Linked DNA regions of Homo sapiens: regions 1 and 3 are each linked to region 2. A link is a contact called in ENCODE Hi-C or POLR2A ChIA-PET data. All regions are on one chromosome and are shown on one strand. The core of a region is the stretch at or near the end of the contact, and the rest is flanking DNA. Distances in the headings are between cores, read along the strand shown.

Region 1 (3,694 bases), core at 378-2,877, 440 kb before region 2:
AATAGTTAAACTATAAACTAAATTCCTCCCAAAGTTAGTTTGGCCTATGCCCAGGAATGAACAAGGGTAGCATGAAGGTTCGAAGCAAGATAGAGTCAGGTCAGATTTCTTTCACTTTCAAAATTTCCTTATGCCAGATTTTTCTCAATGTTGTAATTTTTACAAAGGCATTTTCATCAGTGGATGTGAAATTTGGTGCCATTGGTGTTTGATATCATGGGCCTGAGTAAGCTCATCTGGGCAGAGGGTATAGAGAAGAATGAGAAGAATAGAGGGTCCAGGACCAAGCCCCCAAGAATTCAAAGAGAGGAAAGAGCCAGAAAATGAGGCTGAGACAGCGCGGCCAGGAGGCAGGAGAAGAGAAAGAAGAGTGTGTCTGTAGAATTAAGACGAGGGTTGAAAGTGTCATTGGCTTTGCAATACGAAGGTCGTTGGTGACCTTGAATGGGCTAGTTTCAGTGGTGAGAGGGCACAACTTCCCCTAGTTTCATGATATTAGTGGTTGGATCTATTTTTTTTGAGTAATAAATAAGTGGATTGGAGCTGGTGGCTATTATTCTTAGCAAACTAATGTAGGAACACAAAACCAAATACTGCATGTTCTCACCTACACATAGGAGCTAAATGGTAGGAACTTATGGACACAAAGAAGGCAACAACAGACACTGGGGCCTGCTTGAGGGTGGAGGGAGGGAGGAGGGAGAGGAGCAGAAAAGATAACTATTGGGTACTGGGCTTAATAGCTGCGTGATGAAGGCCGGGCGCGGTGGCTTATGCCTGTAATCCCAGCACTTTGGGAGGCCAAGGCGGGCAGATCACGAGGTCAGGAGATCGAGACCATCCTGGCTAACACGGTGAAACCCCGTCTCTACTAAAAATACAAAAAATTAGCCGGGCGTGGTGTCAGGCGCCTGCAGTCCCAGCTACTCCGGAGGCTGAGGCAGGAGAATGGCGTGAACCCGGGAGGCGGAGCTTGCAGTGAGCGGAGATCGCGCCACTGCACTCCAGCCTGGGCGACAGAGCAAGACTCCGTCTCAAAAAAAAAAAAGGACTATGGACACAAAGAAGGGAACAACAGACACTGGGGCGTGCTTGAGGGTGGAGGGTGGGAGGAGGGAGAGGAGCAGAAAAAATATTGGGTACTGGGCTTAATAGCTGGGTGATGAAACAATCTGTACAACAGACCCTTGTGACACATGCTTACCTATGTAACAAACCTTCACATGTACCCCTAAATCTAAAATAAAAAAATGGGTGACTCCAGAAGGCCAGAGGACTTGGGGACATTTGAGGTGCATGTGTAAGGCAACATCAAAAAGAAAAAGCCCCTGTGACATTTTCATTAATCCACATGGTTGGGATGTGAGCTACAAAAGAGGCTCCTCACAGCTTGAGGGCAGGCTCGGGAAAACCCTAGAAGCGGCTAGAGAAACTGAACTGAGGATGTGGCTGTGAAGTTCCCCATCTGCTCCTGGGGAGGAGAATTGACCCACCTCTTGGAGATGGTGAGCCCTACAGACAGGAAGGAAGAGTGCCCTGTTTATTTTTGTCTGCCTGATTTCACATCTGCTGACGTCTTCCCGCCCTTTCCCGCCCACTCTGCTCCCCATCTTTAAATCTTAACCACTTAGGAGATAAAAACACAGCCCCGAGGCCACAGCTGTGTGATATACCAGGTCAATTGGCACAACCAATCTACTGGGGAACTGAAGCAGGTGATGTTCAGACGGAACATGGAGAGAACCGAGTGAGCATCTCTCCTGGGCTTTGGGGCCTCGGAGGAGCAAGTCACCAGGCCTGGAGACTGAATATCAGACTTACATGTTCACCATCCTGTCTTCTTGGAAAAATGGATTTTAAATCTAAATCTTGCCACTGAGCAGGGCCAGACTGGGAATCGAAGGTGCTGGCACAGACTGGCAACTGGCATGGTGTTTGATTCTTTTGCAAAATGCTCACAACCCTCTAAGTCCATTTAAAAAACAAAAACAAACAAACAAACAAAAAACCCAAAACATGGAAAAGATTCGCTCTGTGCCTACCAGGAACTGTGAATGGACCACAAGGCATCACAGACGTCCACAGGGTACCCATCATGTCTGAGGGCTGTTTGGAGCCACTGTTTTTTTCCCTTGTTAAAATAAATGGGCTTTTGTGTTGGAAATGATTTCACGGTTTGATTTCCTCTGAGGACATGCAACCCCTATTGACATGAAAGTGCCTCACAGATCCTCCCTCTGCTGTGGAGCTGGTTGTCCTGGGTGACCTTCCCTTGAGGCCTGCAGGGAGGCCTGTGTGGGGATGGCTGTTTCCCTCCCACAGTCTCACCACCTTGGGAACTGACTTTGCTGGGACTGGCTAGGCGCCGAGCTGGTGGCAGGCTGTGGAGAGGACTGGGCCACAGCCCTCTTAGCCCACTGCCAGGCCCTCCAACCTTCCACTGTGGGAGCGTGATTGCCAGAGACCCCAGACACTGTGCTCGGGACCCGCCACCCCATCTGTGCCAAGGCTATGCCTCCCACAGGCTGCTCCCAGCCTATGGCTGAGCAAGGCAGGGATACTCGGGCAGGCCTATTCCTGAGAGATGTGGGGCTCCACTGACAGATGACTCTGACCCAAGGACTCCCTTAAACAGCTGTCTAAGACCTCCCTTACTTCTCTCCTTCACAGGGGTCAGACTGCGTCAAAATCTGATGGTTCTCCCAATGCCCCCATCTTGCTCTCTGTTCTCCTGCACAGGCATTTTCTCCAATACATCTCTTGCGTGTCATATCCCATCTTGGTATCTGCTTCTCAGAGAACCTGAATGAACACACCTGGAGCTTCCAGTAATTTATGGAAGACAGCAGCAAAAAGCCCCTGTGTCTGCTGCCTGGAGGGCAAAGGCGGCCTTATGCATAGTTTCATGGAGATGGTTGTAAATGATTCGGGACAGCTTGTGTTCTCCTGAGAGGTGTGCACTGCGCCCCGTACCCTTGTGTGGCCTGCTGGAGGATACGGACACAGAGGCCCAGCTTATGTTTGGGGCTGTCTTACTTAATCCATGTCCACTCAAGTAACTGAGTGTCCCCATTACTGGTGTCTCCATAAGCCAGTGATTCCCACGGTCAAGTGCAGACTACATCTTACTTCACACTGAAAAATGTAAAGGGCACTGGGGTGTGGTCAACAGTTCCTCCTCCTGTTTGTCAGGGGATGTGACACTTGTTGGCCCTCACCAGGGATTCTGGGTGTTTTGAGATTACAGAATAGAGAAGGAGAGAGGAAGGAGGGCTGTGGGGCAGAAGAAGGTGGTGTAATGGTCATCTAGAGAATCATTTACAAAATAGTGTCTGCCTCCTGTGTCCACACGTCTCTCCCTATGAAGAGAGTATTAAACCCTCAACCACCTGGCCCCTCTTCAAGTCTTAAACTTTGGGCACAGCTCCCATGTTCGTATGAGTGTTAACAGATTTTGCACACCATTCTCTCCTGTTAATCTGCCTTTTGTCAGTTCATTACCTTAGGTGAGGAGAGGAAGTTTTTCCTCTACCCTTACACTATATTAAGGAACAGACCCACACCTGGGAGAGTGAAGGCTTCCCCTACAGCTAGAAACATCTGAATTCCCATGGTGCAGTCCAGGAAAGAAATTCTCAGCACCTCTGGCCTTGAATAAGGCCTCACTATTCCTTCTTCAGTAAATGGAATTACT
Region 2 (4,197 bases), core at 641-3,140:
CCCATCTTAAGTCATACGCCTTCTGTGAAGCCCTCCTTGACCACCACCCCCAGATGGTTGATAGCAGACCCTCAATGTCTTCAGAGTACCTTGAAGTTCCCTGGTGTCCTAAAATTACTATTTGGGTCTAATGAACAGACAGGCAAATGTTCATTCAATGTGTGTGAATTCAACACTCGCTCCCTGCAGGGAATAAAGGTTGGGAGAAATCATTGCAATGGTGTGTGTGTCCCCTTGGGGTGGATATGAGGTAGGGTATAAACTTGCCAATCTGCTGGACATCCTGGGGCTCCCATGGTGTGCACATCCACAATTTAATGAAACGTATTTTGCAAACCTGGCCCCTAAAAGCATATCACGACTTATCTGATGCTCAGTCTGAAAAGCAGGGATCTGCTCCATGGATGGAGGAAACACCAGCTGCTGGACTTGTTGAGAATGGAATGTTGGTCTGCAATGTGACCTCTTCCTAAGAGAGGACAGGGCTATTTTGGCCATAAGTGGAACCTGACTCACATGCAAGCCGTGACTGAGCAGCCACAAACTTCTTGGTTTCTGAGTCTGCCTCCCTTGGCATCCTGGGCACTCCTCCAGGGCACCATGCATCTTAATATGTATCTCCTGGTGCCTAGGCTGAGCCCAGCCCTGGCTGGGAGCTGCTCAGTCCATCTTCCTTGGACAGAGAAGGTGAATGAGAGCCGAGTCCCACAGGCAACCACACCCAGAATTGAGGCAACTTGTTCCAATTCGTCTACAAATTTTAGACGGGTTGCCAGTTATTTTGCCAGTCTTTTAAACTGTATTTGACAGATCTGGGAGAAAAATGACTTCCGGTGTTTATCACCTGGAATTCCCTCCCCTACATTAGTTTCCCTTACTAGAATCGAGAATTGCAAAGAAATAGGATGGCAGGGAGAAGAAATAACAGGGATGTGTGATATGGTGATTAATGAATGGTGAATCATGAATGATGATTAAAACAAATGGAAATTCTTCCCCCAACCCTGCCTGCCCAGGAAGGAGCTGGTGAGGCAGATGCTCACAAAGGTGTCCTAATAAGGAGAGGTCAGGAGGCAGGAGAGCTGAAGAAAAGAGCTGTGTGTGACTCAGGAGCCCAAGCCTGTGCCTTGTAAGCTTTTCCAAATGCCCTAAGCCCAGGAGCCCATGCACTGCTCTAGTGAAAGCTTGGATGCCTTTCAGCCCATAAAGCCTCAAAGTCACACCAGAATCTGGAGCATTTCTAAGTTTCTCTGAACCTGGGTAATGATTTTCTGAAATATTAGACCAATGAAATACCAAATTCCTGGGGAGGCAAAAGAAAGAGATGTGATCCAAGCATTTGTGATCAAATGAGCTGACAAGTTACTCTACTTAAGCAGTGGGGATTTTACCACTGTTTTTATTGCAGCGAAATAAATGCCTCCAGAGTGGCAGAATTGGTGGGGGTCAGGAGAGAGTCCACATTTCAAGTATGTACAAGGTGTTGAATCATTATCTTCTTGCTCCTGTTCACCCCTTCTAGCTAACTTATTTATCAGTTAGGATGAGGGGGATCATTAAAAATGACAGCCATGTGAGTGATGTGTCCTTGGCTGTGACCCTAGAAAAGAGCCTATAATATAAGTCATCTCCTCCTGTTGGAAAGGTAGCTAAATTCAGCTTTGCCTATCATGTGTCTTTAGCTTAGTTGTTTCCTCTGAACTATGAGCTGGACACCAGGTGGGGGATTACTCAAGCCCAAATTCTCTGGTCTGGTATACCAAAGAATAGTTACAAACTACAGCTGGACAGTAGAACGTGCTGGGTTGATCATCTCAGCCAGGGCAAAGAAACATATTAAGACGTTAAACATCTACCAGGAGTGAGTCATTTAACCCTCGTAAGGTTTCATCTTCCTTGATTGCAAAATGAGTTTGTGTGAAAGACCATAAATAAAAAATAGAAACAACAGAAGTAGCATTAGTAATTCATGAAGGAAGGACTGGTATATTCAACGCTTAGAGTTGGAACAATGGGCTCTCCATATGGAAAAAAAAGTAAAAGCGAATCCCTACTTCTCACCATGGACCAAAAAAAAAAAAATCCCTACGTCTCAGCATAGACCAGTACAGATTCCCAGAGCCCTTGTTATACCTACTAGGGCTTAGAACTTTATCACAGACCATTTGTAGGCCCTTAGTCTAGGCTATTAATTCCCTAAGGGCAGGGACTCTGGCTGTTTTTATCATTAAGTCATTTGCACCAAGTGTGTCCCTAGAATAGATTATGAACCCAGAAAATGTTTGTCGAATGAATACATCATTTCCAAAATTCTTTAAAAAATGAATTTCTAGGCCAGGTGCAGTGGCTCACACCTGTAATCCCAGCACTTTGGGAGGCCGAGGTGGGCAAATCACTTGAGGCCAGGAGTTCAAGACCAGCCCAGCCAACATGGTGAAACCCCCTCTTTACTACAAAATACAAAAATTAGCCAGGCGTGGTGGCACACCTGTAGTCCCAGCTACTCGGGAGACTGAGGCACGAGAATCACTTGAGTCCCAAAGGCAGAGGTTGCCAAGATCACGCCATTGCACTCCGGCCTGGGCAACAGAGGGAAACTCTGTCTCAAAAAAAAATTTCTAAAAGAGATTATACATTTTTCTGGCTGGGCACAATGGCTCACGCCTGTAATCCCAGCACTTTGGGAGGCTGAGGTGGGTGGATCACCTGAGGTCAGGAGTTCAAGACCAGCTTGGCCAACATGGTGAAACCCCAGCTCTACTAAAAATACAAAAATTAGCTGAGCGTGGTGGCACATGCCTTTAGTCCCAGCTACTCGGGAGGCTGAGGCAGGAGAATAGCTTGAGCCCAGGAGGCGGAGGTTGCAGTGAGCCGAGGTTGCGCCACCGCACTCCAGCCTGGGCAACAGAGTGAGATTCCGTCTCAAAAAAAAAAAAAAAAATACAGATTATACATTTTTCTTTGACTGTCATTATAAAAGAATACCTTGCCATATACCCAGAATTATTTTGGGTACTAACCTGGCCAAACAACAGAGAAGAACTGAGTGGAGAGATTTTGGTGAGATCAGCTTTGGTCTTCTCTGAATCTAAGTTAAAGAGATTTAAAATATTACATATACCTAGGCTTCCCCCAAAATATTATTAAACCATATTTTAACTGTGGTAATGATTATTCTTTTATTAATTTATTACATGCCTACTTTGTGTGAAAACATGATCTTTTGAACACTTTTTCTTTTTATTAAGGTATAGCTTACATAAAATAAACATCATCAATTTTAAGTGTACAGTTTGATGAATTTTGGCATTTGTATACAAGGTGTAATCACTGCTATCGTCAAGATACAAAACAGTCCCCTCACCCTGCACGGTCTGCTTTGCCCCCTGGTACTCCATTCCCTCTCCCCATCTCTAGCCTTAGGCAATGCAGCTCTGCTTAGCGTCTAGCACTGATTTAAAATAATGATCATAGGGGCAGGAATTTTTAAATAAAGGATAAAAAAGCTGACAGAAGGGGAAATGGGAATAAGAAAGAAATTGGTAACATAGCTAGATGGGCTGTAGCCTCAGATTGGACTCAGCTTCACTTGCTGGTGAATTAGCCCAACTTGGAGAGACTGAGGGCTCCAAGAATTTTTTTTACAAATAACACAGTTAGACGTTTTCATGATTACAGAAAAAGAACACAAGAGTTGTAATATACAGCTCAGATATAAACCTGGCAACTGGGTTTCTGAACATAGATCTGGATTCATTTTTAATCTGACATCTTGAGGAACTCCTCAGCCTCAGAAGATTCTAAATGGCCACACTGCTTGAAGACCAAGCATTTGAGCAAATAAAACTTCTGCCCCTGAGAATATATTCTCTCTCAAGCTATTAATTAAAAGATGCATAGTCCCTTGTTCTTGCCAGGATTTATTAGCCGAAAGTAAAATATGGGAATGGTAGTATGTCTATGAGAAATTAAATGCGGTGAAGACAAGCACACAGGGACTAATAGTTTTATATGGAGTTGTTTTGGGGCTTAAAACGTTTTGTCTCCTCGTGGGGATCAGGCACTGCCTTGGTCGTGGGGCTACCACTAAAAAATACGGGCAAGTTCCTGCTGCCTCCTGTAGGAGCTCACGGACATCAAGCGCAGGGTTCAGGAGGACTGAAGTGGTGGGGGGAGGGGAGCACTTTAGGTGGGCTG
Region 3 (3,997 bases), core at 1,433-3,932, 490 kb before region 2:
GGTGGGTGGGGAGTGAGGGATGAGAAATTACTTTTTTTTTTTTTTGAGACAAGTTGTCAACCCACCCAGGTTGGAGTACACAGGCGTGACTATGGATCACTGCAGCCTCAACTTCCCAGTCTCAGGCAGTCCTCCCACCTCAGCCTCCAAAGTAGCTGGAACCACAGGCACGCACCACCTTGCCCGGCTAATTTTTCGCATTTTTAGTAGAGATGGGGTTTTGCCATGTGGCCCAGGCAGCCTCAACTTCCCAGGCTCAAGATATCCCCACTCCCCTCAGCCTCCCAAAGTGCTGGGATTACTGCCCAGCCAGAAATTACTTAGTGGGAACAATTTACACTGTTCAGTTGATGGTTACACTAAAACCCAGATTTCACCAGTAGGCAATAGATCCATGTAACAAAAGTGCACTTCTCCCCCCTAAATCCATACAAATAAAATACAAAATAAAATAAAAGGTGCCCTCCCTGTACCATGAGAAAACAAACACTCTTCAATGGAGAGTAACAGCAGAGAAAATTCTGTACAAACAGACCTTGTTAAAATAAGGCTTACTTTCCTTTAGCCTCCCCACATAATTTGGTTACTTTCCCACAAATGCCTCTCTTTGTTCAACCTCATATAAACACATGTATGTTTTGCCACTGCTTTGGGTCTTCATTTGTTTATGAGGGCTCCCGTGTCACATAGAACTTTTATTAAATGTGTATGCTCTTCTATTTACCTATGTCAATTTAGTTTTCAGACCCCACCAGGACCCCAAGAGAGAAGAGGGGAAGTTCTGCTCCCCGACATCCTCTATTGGCCCAACTTTCACTAAAGTCCCCAAATCTACAACAAAGTTAATTTTAGTTCACTCAAATTCTTTAAAATTAAATATCTATGTGTAAAAGAAAAAAAAGTCTATCCTAACAGTGATTATCCCTAGAGTAGGATGATCGGTGACCTTTCCAATTTTTTTCTATACTTTCTGACTTTTCTACAGTTAGCTGTGTTTAAGGTTTAAAAAACGGCAAAAAAAAAAAAAAACACCCAGGAATTTATTTTTTATTTTATTATTATTATCACTTTTTTTGAGACAGGGCCTCATTCTGTTGCCCAGGCTGGAATGCAGTGGTGTGATCATGGCTCACTGCAGCTTTGACCTCCTGGGCTCATATGATCCTCCCACCTCAGCCTCCCCGGTACCTGGAACTATAGGCACGCACCACCACGCCCAGCTAATTTTTTTATTTTTCGTAGAGACAAAGTTTCACCATGTTGCCCAGGCTGGTCTTGAATCTCTAAGCTCAAGCAATCCCCCTGCCTCAGCTCCCAAAGTGCTGGGATTACAAAGTGCGTGAACCACAGCACCCGGGCAGAGGATTTCCTTTTTTTTTTTTTTTTTTAACTACAGGTGCCCGCCACCACGCCCGGCTAATTTTTTATATTTGTTGTAGAGGCTGGGTTTCACCATGTTAGCCAGGATGGTCTCGATCTCCTGACCTCGTGATCCACCCGCCTCGGCCTCCCAAAGTGCTGGGATGACAAGCATGAGCCACTGTGCCCAGCCTAAGAGGATTTCTGTACTAGAGAAAACTGGTAAAAGCAAAAACAAAAAAATGTTTTTTAAATCAAACTCTTAAGAGAGCAAAGAAGCAAAGTAAAATAGTGATGGGCTCACAGCCCATCACTATCAAGAAAGGAATAAAATATCTTGTGAAGATAATATTTTAACAGAGGAAATTGGGAGGGTATCAGCCAAGCGTTGCCAGCTCAGAGAACAGGTGGCTTAGAAAGCAACAAGTAAAGCAGGGCCCCCAAGAAATTCTAAAAACAGCTGGAGAATCAGAGGAACTTTCACACTGCTGTGGGAATGCTAAGTGGCACGGCCACTTTGGAAAAGTTTTTGGCAGTTGCTAAAAAAGTTATACATACACCTACTCCATGATCCAGCAATTCTACTCCTAGGTATTTACCCAAGAGAAACGAAAGCCTGTGTCTATACAAAGACTTGTACATATAAGGTGCAGTGGCTCATGCCTATAATTCCAGCACTTTAGGAGGCCAAGGCAGGAGAATCACTTGAAGCCAGGAGTTCAAAACCAACCTGGACAACATAGCGAGATCCCATATTTACAAAAGAAAAAAACAAACAAAAAAAAAACCCAAAGTCTTACACAAAAACAATCCTAACAGACTTATTCATAATAGCCAAAAATGAAAAAAAAAAAAAAACCTCAACAGGGAAATGGAAAAACAAATCTTGTGGTGTATCCATACAATGTAATATTACTCAGCAGTAAAACAAAAGCACAATTGATAATGCAAAAAGCCCAGTTGATAATGCAACAGCATAGCTGAATTTCACAGATATTATCTGAGTGAAATAAGCTGGACAAAGGAGTACTATAGTTGATTCTCATTATTTGGCAAGAATACTGAATCAGTCAATACTGAACCACTGCTTCTGGCAGAAATACAGGGTTAGGTTTCTGAAAACTTCTGACCACAACACTTTCATCAACTGATGAATATATGACCTTGTTTTATGTGTGCTTCTATTTAGAGACACCTTCCTTAGTATATATTGTTGATTCATTAACATCGAACCCTCAGCCAACAGCCCTGTAGCTCGTGCCTGAAGAAAGCTTCTCTCATACATATTCTCGTTGTAAAGCACATCACAGCCCTCTTGCTCTTAGGAACACTAGAAAGCACTCCAGCACTGTGCCTGGGGGCCATTTGAAACAGCAAAATCATCAACAAAAACCACAAAAATGCAAAAACCATGGCACTAAATAGACCATGAAAAGGACACCTGTTTACTGCATGACCTGAAACAAGAAGGCGGAGCGTTGCCTTGTTCGACTTCAGCTGGGAAGATAGGCGTCAGGGGACTCAAACTTTTCAGCACTCTGTTATATCTGTGAATGATCACAAAAGAACTGTGAGTATTAATTTTGGGGTTACAAATAAATTTTAGCAAGTAAGCTGATTCACAAATACAGAATCTGTGGATAATGAAGATCAACTGTATATAAATACTATATGAATCCATTTATATTACATCTTAGAATGGGCAAAACTAATAAATGATTTTAAAAAATCAGAATTGTAGTTGCCTGGAGGTGAGCACTAACTGGAAAGAAGCATGAGGGAACTTTCTGGGGATGGAACTATTCTATATCTTGATAGGAATGTGGGTCACACAGGTGCATGCATCTGTCAAAACTCACTGAACTACACATTTCTCTGTATGCAAATACAGCATTTTGAAAACAATTCCTAGACACTCCTCCTATCAAGAAGTGAGAGTGTGGAAAGGCTTGTGAATGCTTAAAGTAATAGAGCACAGCAGAATGACACTAAATGACTTCCAGGCATTGAGCCTGACCCCAAGTATCCAATGCAGACATCAAATAGCCTGCAAAAGGCCTGGCACAGTGGCTCACACCTGTTATCCTAGCACTTTGGGAGGCCGAGGTGGGAGGATCACTTGAGCCCAGGAGTTCAAGACCAGCCTGGGCAAGACAGCGAGACCCTGCCTCTACAAAAATTAACAAATTAGCCAGGCATGGTTGTGCATACCTGTGTTTCCAGTTATTCGGGGGGCTGGGATGGGAGGATTGCTTGAGCCCAGGAAGCCAAGGCTACAGTGAGCTAAGATGGTGCCACTGAACTCTAACCTGGGTACAGAGTGAGAATTTGTCTTTAAAGAGAGAGAGAGAGAGAGAGAGAGAGAGAGCGCGCACCTGCAAACCATGACAGAGCTGGGCAGAAGCCATGCTAGCTTCCTCAACACCACCTCCTTTCTTTCTCCCTGCCTTCCTCACCGCCTCCCACCAACTTCACTTCCTCTGCTCTCTGGCTACAAATTTGGGCAGAGATGCCTCTCCCCACACCTCACACACCCACCGTCAGGCATGGGCAACCCAGAGAGGTGGCAGCTGTGTGCTATGGGTAGAGGAGGGGCTGCCAGCTCCAGTCCATTCATGGCTTCTAACTGACCTCTGTG

What was found. A loop is a pair of places that touch in the nucleus more often than their neighbours do. ChIA-PET counts read pairs that join two places held with the same protein, here RNA polymerase II (POLR2A). Pooled maps may share reads with other maps.
Region 1: a loop to region 2 is called in a map with no recorded cell type, with 12 times the contacts of the local background. The contact joins two enhancer-like sites. A Hi-C loop is called at or near these places in 2 of 37 single-sample maps with no recorded cell type and 2 of 50 pooled maps. POLR2A ChIA-PET finds 5 or more read pairs at or near these places in 1 of 52 experiments (BJ).
Region 3: a map with no recorded cell type shows a loop between it and region 2 (15-fold over the local background). The contact joins two enhancer-like sites. A Hi-C loop is called at or near these places in 1 of 168 maps with a recorded cell type or tissue (aorta), 1 of 37 single-sample maps with no recorded cell type and 2 of 50 pooled maps.

Annotation. Positions count from the first base shown.
Region 1 is chr3:45,565,789-45,569,482 of GRCh38, reverse strand. No RefSeq gene overlaps it. Among named protein-coding and RNA genes, the nearest start is that of LIMD1, 27 kb to the left of the region's middle. RefSeq lists an enhancer at 1,852-2,378. Within about 2 kb of position 1,627, at least 5 of the 41 ENCODE cell types and tissues checked have a DNase peak (open chromatin) inside an H3K27ac peak, as active enhancers do.
Region 2 is chr3:45,120,889-45,125,085 of GRCh38, reverse strand. The region is part of intron 1 of CDCP1 (CUB domain containing protein 1); the gene reads left to right. Among named protein-coding and RNA genes, the nearest start is that of CDCP1, 23 kb to the left of the region's middle. RefSeq lists enhancers at 108-607, 608-1,109. Within about 2 kb of position 1,890, at least 10 of the 41 ENCODE cell types and tissues checked have a DNase peak (open chromatin) inside an H3K27ac peak, as active enhancers do.
Region 3 is chr3:45,611,801-45,615,797 of GRCh38, reverse strand. All of the region lies in intron 1 of LIMD1 (LIM domain containing 1), which reads right to left. Among named protein-coding and RNA genes, the nearest start is that of LIMD1, 19 kb to the right of the region's middle. RefSeq lists a silencer at 571-670 and an enhancer at 2,900-2,949. Within about 2 kb of position 2,682, at least 6 of the 41 ENCODE cell types and tissues checked have a DNase peak (open chromatin) inside an H3K27ac peak, as active enhancers do.